Regions from separate parts of the Mus musculus genome. Here region 1 is linked to region 2. The links are chromatin loops, found by intact Hi-C in ENCODE. Cell type or tissue: left cerebral cortex. All regions are shown on one strand.

What was found. A loop is a pair of places that touch in the nucleus more often than their neighbours do. Peaks named below come from ENCODE experiments on the same cell type or tissue, not always from the same donor. Only the 100,000 strongest peaks of a DNase experiment are listed, where the experiment ranks them.
Region 1: a loop joins it to region 2, with 2.6 times the contacts of the local background. A loop is called at or near these places in 3 of 42 quality-filtered maps.

The regions. Positions count from the first base shown.
Region 1 is chr15:52,995,389-53,003,388 of GRCm38, forward strand. No RefSeq gene overlaps it. Among named protein-coding and RNA genes, the nearest start is that of Gm41323, 66 kb to the left of the region's middle. In left cerebral cortex, no CTCF peak of the experiment used is centred here; DNase peaks (open chromatin) are centred at 3,853, 4,564, 5,267, 5,646 and 1 more place; H3K27ac peaks cover 3,645 bases.
Region 2 is chr15:53,099,941-53,107,940 of GRCm38, forward strand. It overlaps Ext1 (exostosin glycosyltransferase 1), which reads right to left. Exons shown (of 11, transcript NM_010162.2): 2 at 7,538-7,631; 3 at 6,087-6,194; 4 at 1,745-1,864. Among named protein-coding and RNA genes, the nearest start is that of Gm41323, 170 kb to the left of the region's middle. In left cerebral cortex, no CTCF peak of the experiment used is centred here; DNase peaks (open chromatin) are centred at 4,237 and 7,489; H3K27ac peaks cover 1,024 bases.

The DNA.
Region 1 (8,000 bases), 100 kb before region 2:
CCTGTCCCAATACAAAGAGCAGCCTTGCACTGCCTGCACAGCATCCCTGAGTGCCTCGGAACTTCAGTCCAGGTGACATGGTGAAGAGCATAGAGCCAGGACAGCAGACTTTGATCCCAACCTGGTAAGCAGCAAGTTCTTTAGATCTGTTAGTCATGACTTCCAAAAAAGTGGTCTCAGCACAGGATCGCAAACTTCAGATGATTCATTTAGGTGGCAATGTCTCAACTCCACAGTGGCTGTTCTCATTAGCAGCATTTATTTTTATTTATCTGTATATGTGTCTGTGGGTATATGCTTTATGTGTGCAGGCATCCATACATGCCAGAAAAGGGCACAGGATCCCATGGAGCCGGAGTTACACACGGTTATATGCTGCCAGACATGGATGTTGGGAGCTGAACTCTGATCCCTTGGAAGAGTATCAAGTGCTCTTAACTGCTGAGCCTTCTCACTAGCCCCAGAGATGAATTTATTAAGCAACTTTGCTGCAGGAGAGGTTATTCATTCCTTTCTCAGGACAACGCAATAGAAAGGATAATGACATTCACAAGGAAATGGTGGATGTCAAGATCTCTTCCATTCTCTTCTTATACCTCAATGCATAAAGTCCTCTCAAGAACCGCAGAGAGGAAGTCCAGAAGTTAGTGAGGAAATTGAGGAGCAGAGTTTACTCAGTGGTGTTTCTATTTTACAAGCTCTCTCTCTCTCGCTCTCTCTCTCTCTCAGACACACACACACATGTTTATTTTAGACAATATATTCTTATAAATCCCAAGCAGGCCTCAGAGTTTTGAGTTCTAATTCTCCTCCCTTACCCTACTGAGTGCTGGGTTTACAGGCCTGAATGTACCACCATACCCAGCTTAGTAATAGCTTTATTATTGAAAGTATAATTCATGAAATATAAAATTCATTTTTAAAAAAATACACAATTTAATGATTTTTTTTTGTATAGTCATAGTGTTGTGGCCAATATCTCAATCGATTTTAGAACACTACATCATACCTAAAAGAAAGTCCATATTCATTACAGCCTCTGTATTCCCAGGCCTATGTAGTCACTAGTCTACTTTCTGTCTCTCTAAACTTGCCTTTTGGGGAGATTCGGTATATATAATTCATGGTCTCTCATGACTGGCTTCTTTCACTTTGTTTTCAAGGGTCACTCATAGCTTATAGTAGAATGTCATTTTTTTATTGCCAAACAAGTCCCAATCCTGACCACTCTACTGTGCTTCTCTGTAAGGCTTATATCATCATCATTTTACACATGAGAAAACAAAGATCCTGCAAAGTGAAATGTTTTCCCAAAGTCTCCCAATCAGCCAAAGGCAGATGTAGAATCTGCTGTCCCCCAATCCACTCAAGGCCTATTGAGTTGCCTCTAATATGTCTTTCCTTAATTAGCCTCAAGGTTCCTAGTATCTTTCTTTTTATTTTTATATAAATCAACACGTTACTCGGTGAGAAAAATGGACCTTAGGCTGGAGTTCAGAAGCTCTTTGTGTGACTTAATATAAAAGAGCTCAACATGAAGTCTTTAGTTTCCTCTCTCGTAAAGGAAGACTAATGGCAACTGCATCGTAGAGTCAGGAGACACTACAGATGCCATGCATTGGCCAGGTAGCTACTCTGTAAGGGCTGCACCAATGACAGCATTCTTCAAGATCAGGGCTTGAGGCAGAGCCACAACAACAGAAGAGGTTTAACTAACGGGAGAAAGAAGAAGGAGACAAAATTATGGCTATGACAGAATGTTGCAAGTGTGCTCATGCCCCTGTCTCTAGAAGCAGCACCATGGCACATTTGAAAGCACAATTTAATCATGTTCACATCTGTAAACACTAAGGGAATATGACATTCTTCCCTTCCTTTTGTCCACCCATGAGTGCCCTTGAGTAATCTGTTTATTTTCTTCTGTAAATCATTTGATGTAAAAAAAAAAAAAAAGATAAACTTTCAGTAGGGGTGGAGACTGCTGTACACTTCCTGGGAAGCCTAAATAGGCTAAAACGGTAACCTCAGGACAAGCATGCCAGTTACATATTCCACCAGATTTATTTCCGCATTCCTGTTCATGCAATTAGAGAAGATAAGTATTAGGTTCAGAATTCACAGTAGGCTTCTGCGTTTTGAAATGAAATCATTTATAATTAATTGAAAATTGTCTTGCTTAAAAGTAATGCAAGCCTATTTTTAAGATCTTACTAGCAGTCCTTCTATTAATTTGAAAAATGCAGATATAAAATATGGGAATAAGAAAAGACAACAATTAAAGCATGCTCTTTTTAAAGGGGGAGTGAAGGGGAGGAGTATTCATATTATAGGGACTAAAAGGGCCAGTAATTTCAAACATTAAGTAGACTTTTTCCTTTTTCAAATAAAGCTTTTATTCTTTAATGCAAGGGGTATACACCTATAGGTAAAATACAATCCCTATCTTGTTGCTTTTGAAAAGTCCATTCATTGTCAAAACAAACTAAAAACAAACAAACACAAAAGTTGTTTGTATAGTAGGAACAAAGGGATCTGATAAAATCATTTTTAGGTAATATAGACATTTTTAGATAGTGCATTTAGATAGTATAGGCCATTTGTGAAAACTACTCATGTTGAACACAAGTCATCAATGCACCCAGCATGACCACTTTTTATGTTACTATCAAATGTTTATATTTTGGAAAGTGAGGGTGAGAGAAAGAGCACTTCAGCCAAGGCTTTTGGCTACTTAAAGATCATGCCTGCATTAATTCAAGGAATAATTCATGAGCACCTATAGCAATGAACACAAGAACCAAGTGTCTTGAGAGCTGTATTCTGGGGTCATTGAAATCTGGTGGTAGGAAATCTCACTTTGGTGGCCATGGACAAAGCATGAGTCCACAACTTCAGTCACTTCCCCAAACAAAGCCTGCATGACAGTATCTGAAATTTGTGTCCCTTCTCCCCTCTAGTTGTCTGGGATGGGGCCATAGGACTGATTCAGTCCTAGAGAACAGTAGGGAGTACAGAGCCTTATCTTCTTGGAATGTTTGTTTTAGGGACTCAGACCTGACCTGTATCTCAAGCACTGTGTTGGAAGAATTCCAAACCAGCCATGTACAGGAGAATCAGGACCCTCACTGAGTGTTCTAGCTGTGGGTTCTGCACTAACAGGCAATAACAATTTGTCAGCCATCTTAGCTAAGTGAGTCAGCTGGGTACAAGAGCGATTTTGCTGGCTCTTTGGAAACTCCCATGACAAGCAACACTGGCCAATGCTACTTGCTACTTGAAGTTGAGAGAAGTAAACATAAATTCATTCTCTCTCTCTCTCTCTCTCTCTCTCTCTCTCTCTCTCTCTCTCTCTCTCTCTCTCTCTCTCCCTCAGAGAAACTGAGGCTAGGACTATCTACTGACTACTGCTCTATGTGTCTTTTCAAGTTAGGAAAGCTTTGAATAGCAGAATCTCTACTTATTGCAACATATCCTGTGTTTTCTTACATATTAGGAGTAATGACTACAAAAAGAAAAATGAAAAGACAGAAGAGGTGCATGGAGGTGGATTTCATGAGGGAGACAGAGGTCGGCCTTCGCAGTTGCTGCTGCTTCTAACCCTCCCTTGTGGCTCTCCTCTAGCTGATAATAACCATTCATTTTGAAACCTGTCAGCCACCCTAAATCATGAGTGCTTGATAAAAGGGATCCTCTTCTAGGTACATTTGCAGCTCCATTTTGTGGAGTACTGGCAAGTGCCTTGTTTTTGTGACTGAGGGTGAATGAGCGAATGTCCTGATTTCTGTGGTCCTCTTAGTTGCTGTCATCTCTACTCTGTGTCCAAATCCCTTGTTCTACCTCTTCATATTCAATGGGTCATAAATCATGATGTCACAAGAAGGCGTAGAGAAAATTGCCTTTGGCCAAGGTACAGAATCCCAAATCCATGAATCCTGCCCTCCCACAAACTCCCTTTTTAAGAATCCCAAGTTATATGTAGAACAAAAACATAAAAAGTATGTGACTATTGCATAAGAACTCCACTCCAGTTATCAGTCTCCATCTTCAGCCCTGAAACTGGAGATGACTCGGAGGGCTCTGTCTAGGCCAAAAAAAGAAAAAGGTCACTTAATGAGCATCTCTTCTTTCCCCACTGGATCCATAGGTGCAGCAAAGTAAAATGAGTCCATGAAACTCACACTCAAAGGACACAAGCTCCAAAGAAGACATTTGCTATTTCAGGGGTGCCTCGTGTCAAGTACAGGGCATTCTTAGAACAGAGCATGGAACAGAAAGAGGCTCAAATGTTGCCAAAGGACTCTAGGGAAACTGCTTCCTCACAGCATCTAGGGGTTTTTAACCTTTTCTTATTAGCAAAGATGCTTGAATCTCTTGTCCGATGGCATACTAAATGATATTGACCTATTAGTATTTATCTGTCCAGGTAAAGTTGGAGTTGGGAATAGGATCAGAGCTTCATCCAGAGCCAAAATTGGCTTTGAAGTCACAGATACTGAAGATTTGGTCATGCTGAGACTCACTGACTTGTTTTCATCTGTAGCACCACTGCTCTACGGATCCCAGCTTTCCTGTCACGACTTTGGTGCCATCTGTTTTCCCTTGGCACTTGTCATACATGCTCCATAGCTCTCTGCCTTAAGTTTTTGTTGGTTCTGTCTTAAACACAGAGACCAGGTCTTTTACTCTGATCAATCTTGAGAGCTCCATGTATGACCACCCACTCTCCAGTTTTCTCTGCTGGAAGGTACAGATCAATCTATCCATACTTCCATATACACATATAATCAAAATCCCATACACCTCTTTGATGTTTTGACTCAGAACACAATGATCTTTGTCATTCTATGTTTCATACCTTTAATATCAATTGGAAGTATCTTTGATATAATATGAAAGTTTTCAAAGATGTAAGCCTTTCAGAGAAGAGGTGGAGGGGCTTCCCCTTACACTTTGCACCTCCCCATTTCAATCAGTTTTGCTAGAATAGTCATCTAAAACACTGAGACATGGTGTTCACTCTGAGGCCCTCCCTTCATCGCTGCTTTAGTCTCCTATCTTTAGAGCACGCACTGACAGCTCCCAAGACTGAACATGAGTTCATACCTAATGCCAAGCAAAGTCAGAATCAAGTATATCCATCACTCAACTAAAAGCACACTGGAACGGAGGACACGGTCAACCAGAGAGCATCTCTGAGCAGGGGTTGCTCTGGCGGGTATCTGATGGAGACACTGCTTTGTCATGCTTCTAAAGAGAATATAAGCAGACAGCCTCACAGTCTCGCAGGGAGAAATACTTCCAATTCTAGGAGTCAGCGCAGAGGAAAGACAAAGCAGACCACCCACAGCAACGATGCTATGTTATAATCCCCTCATCTGTCACCAGCATTCATACATTGACCTTGCCTTTAGCCTTCCTGGAGCTGGATCAGGTGCTCCATGCTACAGTTGGTGGAAACAGATATCACATGTCTATTCACTCACAGTAAGTCATGTAGCCTGAGAACTCCTGAAATGGTCTCTCCTTGATTTCTCAATCACCAGTGCACATAACTTCTCCAAATCAAAGCACCAGTAACAAAAGCCAGCCACGGGAGTCGAGTCAGGAGTTAGAGTGAGGCTGGGACTTCTGCCCTTTCCTCTTCATTTCCACTTTGTTTTATAAGCTAATGAGTGCATAATTTCCTTTGCCAGGATCTTCTGAAGGGTGTTTTGATTTTGGGTTAAGTTACCAAGGAGATTCTGAAACAGAAGGTGAACAAATCCTTTACTCACGGACACAAGGAAAGCTTGGGATAGTCCTCATTTGCTCCATCAGCCCCACTTCTCATATTTATATTTGAACTGCCATAGCCTGGGTTCTCATGGAGAAGAAGGACACTGGAATGTGCAGTAATGAGATAGACCTCTTCCTTCTAAAGCAAAGCAATCTACCTGTCCCATAAAGCTGACTGTGCTGCTAAAACATAGTGGCGGGGAAAGATGCCAAAATAAATCATTCACGAGATTTAAAGATGCTCCCCAAAGGAAGTGCTCTCTCATGAGGATAGTTAGAATATCTACCTGCCATTGAAGGATATGCAAGCCGCCCCTTACACCAATGTGAGCCTCTTGTAACCAGGGAGGGTCACAGAGATTCAATTCCATAAAAAGCAGCTTGTAAAAATAAAATTCAATTCTTGGCTTGTGTTGCAACACTTCCTCTGTTCCAAACTTAATACTGGAGCCACCCACAGGACCGCTGTCACAGCCAAATACAGTAGGGAATCAAGTCTTCTCACAGGAGGCCATCAAGAAGAGCCCCACTGCCAGCATCAGGTAACAGTACAAACAGGCTGTGGAGGCCCCAGAGCAGGATCGCTGTGTTTGCCTCATCTTGACAAGCCAGAGATGCTCTACAGGCCTTCTCAAAGTATTATTCATAAATATAATACTGTAGACCACAGAGACAGCTATTCCCTGGCACTCAGAACTTCTGACTCTGGAGGAAGCAATTCTCAGTTTGCCAGACTCTGTGAACCCAAAATGATGACCACAGAGAAAAAGACCTCTCATGTGATCTCTGTCTAACCCATAGTACTCATTCAGTTGCCGTGATGTATTTGCTCTCCTGTATAATTTACTAATGTTATCCAAATATAATTCTTCTCTTCTCAGCTAGACAGTAAATTATATGACGTCAGATACCGTCCAGCCCCAGACATCAACTTTAAGCTATTAGAACCAACCTCCTTAAACAAACTTCACATCATTTGCCTTCAAAGAGAGAACTGTATTCCAATATGTTGCATCATTCATGCCACAGTCATGATTCATTTGCTCTAATTTATATCATTTCTTGCTCCCTGAGCTGTTTTTCTCTTTTAATATTTCTCAATCTTCCTTCTTGTAAATGATCTAGTCTTGCTTCTTATATTAGCCTTGAACATGAGAATTTTCCGAGCATCTAACAAGAGAGCTGGCTCTGAAGACAAACATCCTGAATCTAAATCCTAATACCATTATGATGGTTTGTATATTCTTGGGCCAGGAGTGCCACTATTATGAGGTATGGCATTGTTGGAATAGGTGTGTAACTGGGGACATGGGCTTTAATACCCTAGTCCTAGCTGCCTGGAAGCCAGTCTTCTAGTAGCTTTCAGACAAAGATGTAGAACTTTCAGCTCCTCTTGCACCATATCTGCCTAGATACTGCTATGCTTCTGCCTTGATGATAATGGACTGAACCTCTGAACCTGTAAGCCAGCCCCAATTATATATTGTCTTTAAAAGAGTTGCCTTGGGCATGGTATTTGTCCATAGCAGTAAACCCTAATGATAACAAACACCATTTATCAACAAAGTGATCCTAGGAAAGTTATTTTAGTTTATGTAACCTTAGTTTTCTCAGCAATAAAATGATATCCATAACAGCACCTATTTTCTTGAATTGAGCAGATAAAATGGCTTTTTAAGCAAGACAATCTGAGTAATACCCAATACTATAGATGTGTTCAATAATTATCATAAGTTGAACAATTTTTGGCCCTTCACTGGCCATGTGGATGCTTTAATGTTTAGTGGACGTAACAATATTCAGTGTAGCTTGTCTCCCAGATAGTTTACACATGATAATCTACTCCAGGATTACTCCAAAAGATGGAAGAGACCACCTCCTCTTCTCTTACACAAACAGGACATCCTCTGCCTGATACAGAGAAAGTTTAGTGTGAACATCGTCTCATCTGGTGATTGATTTCTTGTGGGTCCCAGATTTATTAAATGGAGCACCACAGAGCTTTAGTAAAATTAAACACAAAAGAGTCTTCTTTTCCCCTATAGATTGATTTTCTATCAAAGAAACACCTAACTTGTGCTTCTCTGCACACTTAACACTTACAAGTATGCCATAACATTTCCTATACATCCAATCATGGTCTCCACCCTTGAGTGGACAGCAACTAGGACTTTTTTTTTTTTAGTATCATTATTTTGCCTCTTTTTTTTACTAGATATTTTCTT
Region 2 (8,000 bases):
GAAAGAAAATAAATGAAGAAAAAAAGGCTACCTTTTTAATACAGAACATGATTAAAAGCCAATAGTCTAAGCAGTTAGACGGTATGATATATTAAAAAAAATGATTGCAGTAAAATATGTGTATGTGTCTGTATGTGTACAGATAAACTATACATTAGAAGGCCAAGGCTCTGTCTAAATGTAGCCAGCAGAGAAGCCACAGACACTGAGACGGGTATAACACAAACAGAGCAAAATGAGTGTGAACAGCTGAGGGGGAATGCTTAGGACAAAAAACTAATATTTCAAATATTCTAAAAACTGCAAGTGTCAAAAATGTTGTGGCAGTTTCTTTTGTTTATCTGTGGGCTTCCTGAGCAAGAGACAGATAAAATCCAGTTAGTTTTGCTAACATTCTAAGAAGTAAAAGGCTAGAAAATGATTTATTATTTTTAAAGAAAAAAAAAATCTCCTATCTCACTCAGAAACAAAAGCAAAAAGGAATGGAAAATAACTTAGATAGACCTGTTTACCTAGCCGCAGGATGTACACCGGGCATAAAAATCCTGGTGACTGGTTGCCTAGAGCTAAGACCTGGAGCTGAAGTTAGGCTGGTGTGGAAAAATTTCCACTGTGCTTTGTCTAACACTCATGCTGACCCTCCCTCCCCTCAACAAGAACACAGCATGATCATGTCAATGGAGCAGGTGACTTCAGTTTCCACGGTATTACTTGGTTGTTTTGTATTTATTCAAGATTATATTAGCTTTCAGAGTGATTGTTAACTTCCGAAGGAAATACTCTCCAAGTGTGTAGTAGATTGTCCTGCCCCATTCTCCAAGTTCCAGGGTCACCTCAGGAGACAATCTGATCACTCCCCTGCTCATAGGCAGGAAACTCATGAGTGTGCAGTTTTCTGTGAGCTTTCTTAGCTCTTTGCAAAGCTCTGCATAGCCCGAGGCCATTGCTATCTGCTCTACTTCCTGTGGTTTTAATCATTTTCATGATTTTCTATTTTGCTATTGCCTTAAACCAGGCAATTTAAAAGAATGAGACATGGCTCAGTGTATGTGGAGTGCTTTCTCAATACAACTCCCCTGCCCCCCAACACACACACACACACACACACACACACACACACAGACAGAATAAAGCAACTTGAAGATGTTTATCCACTCATGAGCCAGAGTTTCTACTTTTATAAAGATTAACATTTTCAACACCAGTAGGATACAACCATGACAGAAGTTTTCTTCTTACCACAACCTTACAACATGGGGTTGGCTGGTTCAGTTGTTTGTGTCTTCAGAAGCAATTCTGCTGTCTCTTAAAGTGCTGTGCCCTATGGTGGCCCCTGAACTGTTCATAGTTTAAGAATGGTGGAGGATAGTTTCCTTACTTGATCAGTATCTTTTTTTCTCAATTTACTCCAGAAATATGTCTTCAAAGGATACCACTGAGTTTGAGTGACAGGAAGATAGTCATTACCCACATTACCTCTGAAATTATGCCAGACAAATCACTTTGTCCAGGGTACAACTTCTCTCCATGTCACTTCTACTATGAGAATTTGTCAGGAATGAGGGCATTTGCTTAAGACTGGTAAAACAGATGTGGGGTTGCAGGATGAGCTGTCACTAAACTATGCAAGGACAGGAAATTTGGTTTTGTCCTACTTGACTAAGTACACAACCCAACAGTAAAAAAAGAGGTTGCAATAAAAGAACTATTATTCAAAGATCATGAGTGGAATGGTCTCACTTACCTCTAGTGTAGTTAATACAATCTTCTCAACTGAAGAAAAATAAGCCTCCCACAAGAACTGTGTCTGCTGTCTAAGTGCTAGGATTTTATCCTGATGAATAGACCTGATTGTAGAAGGAATCTGTAACATAAGGGGAACACATAGTAATTATAACTGCAAAACAGAGAGATGAGCTTGATCAAAACAACTCAGTGGGTTGCACTTTTGTTCTTCATAGCATTCATTTTCTAGAAAACAGGTCTATTAAAAAATCATCACCCAGGCTGAAATGATGGCTAAGCCAGTAAAGGCTAGGCTCACCACCAAAGTCACCAACTGCTAAGTAAAAATGTCCCCAAGAAACATCAGAACAAACAACAGGTCTAGGAAAGCAACCTCAACAGCATTCAAATGCATGGAGACTGTGCACTGGCCTAGCTCAGCTCTAAGATTCTGTGGTAGCAGGTTAGTTGTATAGGGGACTCCTACAGTCCTAAGTCCCGTTCCCTCTTCCTCCTCTTCCTTCTCCTCTTCCTCCTCAAGTCCACAAAATCTTTGGTCCTGATATGGACATGAGAGGTCTTGGAGACAGTAAACAAACAGAACAACAACAACAATAAAAACCAAAAACAAAACCAACCAACCAACCAACCAACCAACCAACAAACCCTTTTCTAAGAAGTGCCACTCTAGGGACCATGAAGTATCTATAAATGTGTCTATTTAAAGACTGTTCATGAGCCTAACCACTCAACCCAAACCGATTTAGCCATGTCCACATGCACATCCTTCTTCTAGTCTCCTTTGAACCTTTTGTACACCTGAGAGCTCTCCTCTCAACTCCAGCCCTTACTCTGATTTCTCTGGATCTCTCAAACATTTCATCATAGGCTGTTCTATACCAAGTTAAATAATTTTGAAGGAAGGCCTTTCTTCCTGTTCATACTGCTATATATTTTGTGGCTAAGAGAATAGTTTTTATGCTAGCTATTCAAGAAATGAGCCTAATTGAGCATGGCCAATAGAAGCTCTCATCAGGATATTGTTATTTTTAATAGTAGCATAGCTTGATAGTAAGGTAAAGGCGTTAAGGGCATCAATGTGGGATTCTGGTTCTACTATTTACTAGATATGCTTCCTTGGATGAATTAGGTGCTCTTTTGGATTGTTCATTCATAACATGATATGGTTGGGTGCTTAGTACAGTGTCTACATATAGAAATCTTAATTATGATGGTTCATTATTACTGCTATTACCATTGTTGACACAGGGAGATGCTAGTCCAAGTTGGACCAATTTATTTTAAGTAGAGCTGGGCCAGTTGTTTACAGTCTACCTATAAATTTGTCTTAGCCCTAGTTCTAAGATGCCTTCCTTGGATTTCTGGCTAAGTTTTCCAGGCTTGCTCCCTGACTGTACGTACAGCTCAAGGGCTGTTCTATTTATGTAATCTACACTAGATTCCTGTGATTGTCAACTGCCCTGCTGTGCGCACCTTTCTGCATGCTTGCCTCCCTAATGCATGATGAATCACACAGACATGGGAGCCTGGGCTACATAAGAAATGCTCTGCCAACCACATTAATAGGAAAGTTACTCAAAATATGGGACTGCACTATAGTTGCGTTCTCATCAGAGGGAAAGGAGATGATAGCACATTGCTAAGATTCAAATTGGCCCTTAAGAAAAGCAGTGAAAAGAACAGAAGGAAAACCTGACTTGCTCTGCCAATATCTCAATGTAGATACTAAGTCTATGCTTTGAAAAGATCATAATACTGAAAAAAATACAGATGCTGAAGGTAAAGTTGAAACACTGGCAGGATCAAGGTCAATGGAAATAAAATATTCTTAGATGAGCTGAACCATTCATGACACAGATCCATGATAAGTCAAGAAAATTTATTTTTATTTGCTCAATGAGAAAATGACCTAGATTGCCGAAGAAAAACTAGGGGGGGAAAACCCTCATCCCCAATTTTTATAAGCATGTCCCTTTCAATGACAATGGCATTCTCTAAGTCATACAGATTGGCATGGCTGTTTTTATCATGGCCACGAGAAAATGCCAAAAGCTACCATGGCTATATGGTCTCCAGAAAGCCAGGTCCATGGTGCTTCTAAAGGGAGGAGGGAGGTGCATAGACTCAGCCAATGATACCACCCCGTGTCTTCCATGGCGACATCCTGTTCTCCCACTTCTAGAGTTCTACCAGTTTGTGTGGAGGATGACTTCAATTGATTGGCAGGATGGAGTTCTAAGTTCCAATGGCATTTGGCTATTGGTTATTAATCTGCCTTTCCTCAGAGACAGGTATGCGAAAGTGATGAATTAATTACGATTTGGACAGGATGATTTGGAAGTCCTAATAAAAGGTTATGTGTGGTAATAGGATCTACCAAAATAGATATAGGAAAGCCACAGTACGCTCCTCGGTGACAGGCTGACAAGAACATATGCAAATAAAAACACCAGAGCTGTTCGAAAACAGGAAATGAAAAATTGTAACATAACAAAAAACATTTCCCAGAGCACACATTTGGGCTCCGTGCCAGCTCTTTAAAACCATTGTTAACAACCGTACAGTCACTGTTCAATATGGAAGCAGCTGTGTAAAAACAGATTGCAGATGAGGAGGAAAAATACTAGCAAGTGTGGGCACAGGGGTGTGAAGAATACAATCTTTAGAGTCAAGTCAAAATGTGGCTTCAAAGAGTGAAAAAGCCAAACTTTAGTAGCCCAGGATAACCATACTTAAGTGTCATGGAATGTTCTCTACTCTAAGACAGACTCCAACTTGTTCATAGCAAGTTCAAGAATGCATTGGTTAAAAAAAAAATTGAGAACACAATGACTGATGGTTTTCATATCCAAAATTTCCTTTATGACTATGTATTATTAAAGCAACATAAAAGGAAAGAAAGACAAAGGCAGTGTGGACAAGCACCACATACCACACTGAGTGTATGACTCAGGCGTCTACTCTGTCTACATGGAGAGCTCTTTCTTAGTATGTCTTGGAGGCTGTCCCTATTGAATTATACCAGGGAATCAGTGCTATGAACACTAACCTTTCGAAATCCCCAAACCTTTCTCAGTGAACACCTATGGAATTATGTTTTGTTTAGAACAGAATAGGCTAGGGATGGAGAGATGGCTCAGCAGTTAAGAGTACTGGATACCCTTTCTACCAGGGGTTCAATTCCTAGCACCCACATGGCAACTTAAAACTACCTGTAACTCCTGTTCCAGGAGATCTGACACCTTTATCAGACATATGGAGTCAAAACACCAATGTACATAAAATAAAAAATAAACAATTTTTTAAAAGGGAGTGGAATGGGCTAAGTCCAAAGAACAGGTTCACTATTTCCAGAGTACCCATCCCCACAGGTTTGTGCTGTGGTCCCAGAGGTCCCAAGATCACACAGCTGAGAACTGAATGACAGGGAGGCTGTTGTGGCCTCGGCTGGATTGGTCCACAGTGCTCTCCATCACGGGCACATTCTCTGGGAGTTTCAGGAGATGACTGCATCCCTTCCGCAGTCCATTAGCAGACCAGCCAGGAGCACAGGAAGAAGAGCAGAAGCTCATCTAGAAACTCCTTGTCTTGGATATCAATTAATTTTGTTTTAAAAACACAAACATTGGAGAGGATCTTTCTACACAACCTTGTGGAGGTTTAACGATAAAGTATTTAATGCCATGAAAAGAAATATTAACTGTGATATAAGAGTATGTGGCAGTTTACAGAGAACCTCAAACACAACTGGGGGTGGGGTAGGGGGGGTAAGGGGATGGGGGCGGGGCTTTGGAAATCTTCATGGCCCCTTCTTGCTCATTCAATTCTCTGGGCAGGCTGAGTTCCCTTTCCTTGCACGACTGAAACTTTTATTAGGGGCCTTTCTTTTAAATACCTATCCAAGTGACAGCCCTCCTGCGGGTCCTCAGGGTTGAGTACTGCGGTAGTGGTAACACTGCGCACAGCAACAAGCCTAGAGCTTATGTCCCAGAGTCAACCAGAGTGAATGAATATAGAGCCGAGGGACCAGAGAGAGTGTCGTGTCTGAAAACGCTGGTGCTGAAGCTGGTGGGGATCCACCTCTCCCCACTCAACAAAGCTCATACACTTTATCAGCAATGGCTGTTTCCCACAATATATTCTGCGGATTTGGACAGATTTTGGGGTTGGAAAGTGAACAATATCATATTAAACGGCTTCATATTCACCATGACACAGGCAATTTTCTCCTGATAAAATTTCTTTTATGGAGCTGACCTTTTGGATTCATCTTCTTTGAAAGTTTGGATGGGGGCAGCAATAATCTGCTCTTCTGCCGAAGGCCACAGCCCCTTCCTTACCTGTAATAGCAATCTCTCATCGCCTATGACGGCAGCTTGGTTCCAATTAATCACTTCGGAGAATGGCAACTCCCATCCGTTGCTGAGCATTACAGGGACACAGGCAGCCTGAGCAAAGGAAGGATTTCATGAGTGTGAGGATACCGACAGCAGGGATACCATTCCAATCAGGAGAAGAGTAAGTACAAATTCAATCACTGGCATTGCTTATGTCACACGGGCCCCACACTGCTCAGGCTAGAAAGCAAGTAAGTGACTCAGAATTACCAGGTCACATGGGACTGCAAGCATCCCTACCTGACTTGAAGATTTTCAAGTCTCGCCTTAGAATGCTAATACCCCATTTCTATTCTAGTACATAGGTTTGGCTGACCTTACTTCCATGGGGATGAATGGCCTTGCTGCAGAAAGCTTTCACAACAACAACAACAACAAAAATCTGAGCATAAAAACCTTGAGTATACACCATTTTGTCAATGGAAGTGCCTCAGATACATCTCATCATGGTTCCCCCCAATGTCATGAGCCAGTGGGGAACAGGATGGGGTCCATCTGTCTAGGTAGAGCTTTGTGGACTTAACTGTTGTAACATCTAGCTCTCCTTTTTCTATAAGCATCTAACTCAAAACCTTGTTCCCTCCAGTGTGTAGTGCAAACTGCAGTTGTACTAGTTTCCCGTCTGCACTAGGATGTCAACAGGCTGAAGACGAAATGTAGTCGCCAAGGAAGTCTTTATTCAACCCAGAGAGCAATTTGCTCCCTATGGCACCCATGAAGCTTCCAGAATGCTAGTGAGTAGTGAAGGTACGCTTTTCAGAGCGCACAAAGCACCGGAAGTGCTCTGCCAGAGACAGGAGCTCTTCAGCCTGAGGAAAGGGTAGGACTTACGGTTCAAATGACAGGATGAAGGCGCTATGAAACACCCCTCAAATACACAGATTCAGACAAATTGTAAATTATTGCAGGAAGGAAAGAAGAAAGGAAGGAAGGAAAGAAGGAAGGAAGGTAGGTAGGTAGGTAGAGGGCATATTTCTCTTGCCATTCAAGAAGACAGGCTGCAAACCAAAAAATCCCAAAGCTGGGTGTGCTCCTGACATTGGCTGACAGGAAAAAAGGAGAGACCCCCATCTCCAAACTCAAGAGCCAATGTTAGCAATGGGATCTGCCCATCTGCCCTCTGTCTGCAAACATGTTCCTGATGAATCCAGTCTTCCCGGTGGTGAGACCGCTTACTAACTGCTCTCATGTCCAAAATCAGGGAGTCAATCTTGCTCCCAATTCTGGCTCTTCAAAACCATTTCAGATTTTCTTGGGAAGTGTTTTTAGTTCCTTAGCAAAAGCTGGGCTTATTTTTTTTTTTTTTTTTTTTGACTCTAGACAAGTATGAAAAGCTTGAAACCAGTTTGGCTCCAATCTTCAACCTGCTGCGGTAAATTTTCATAGTCTCTTACCTGCAAAGCCTCCAGGAATCTGAAGGACCCAAGCCTGCGACCACGAGGAACCAGACAGAAAGTGGCATTGTGCAGCATTTCCCGATAATCATATCTAGAACAATAAGAGGTCTGATCAGCAAGTGCAAATCCAGGAGGAAAAACGGATGATGGAGGTTCAGAGCAGAGCATCAATTTACCTTAACAATTTACCCCAAATAACTAAGCCTTGAGGAAGGGCTACTCTCACCTTCCCATTTAGTGGGGCAAGAGCTTGTTGCATGGGAAAGACAAACAGGAACAATCATGCTGTATGAAGCAATAAGGATCTCTTTTGCAAACAGTTTACAAAGGGACAGGTCTAGCCGGGTGTGGTGGCGCACGCCTTTAATCCCAGCACTCGGGAGGCAGAGGCAGGCGGATTTCTGAGTTCGAGGCCAGCCTGGTCTACAAAGTGAGCTCCAGGACAGCCAGGGCTATACAG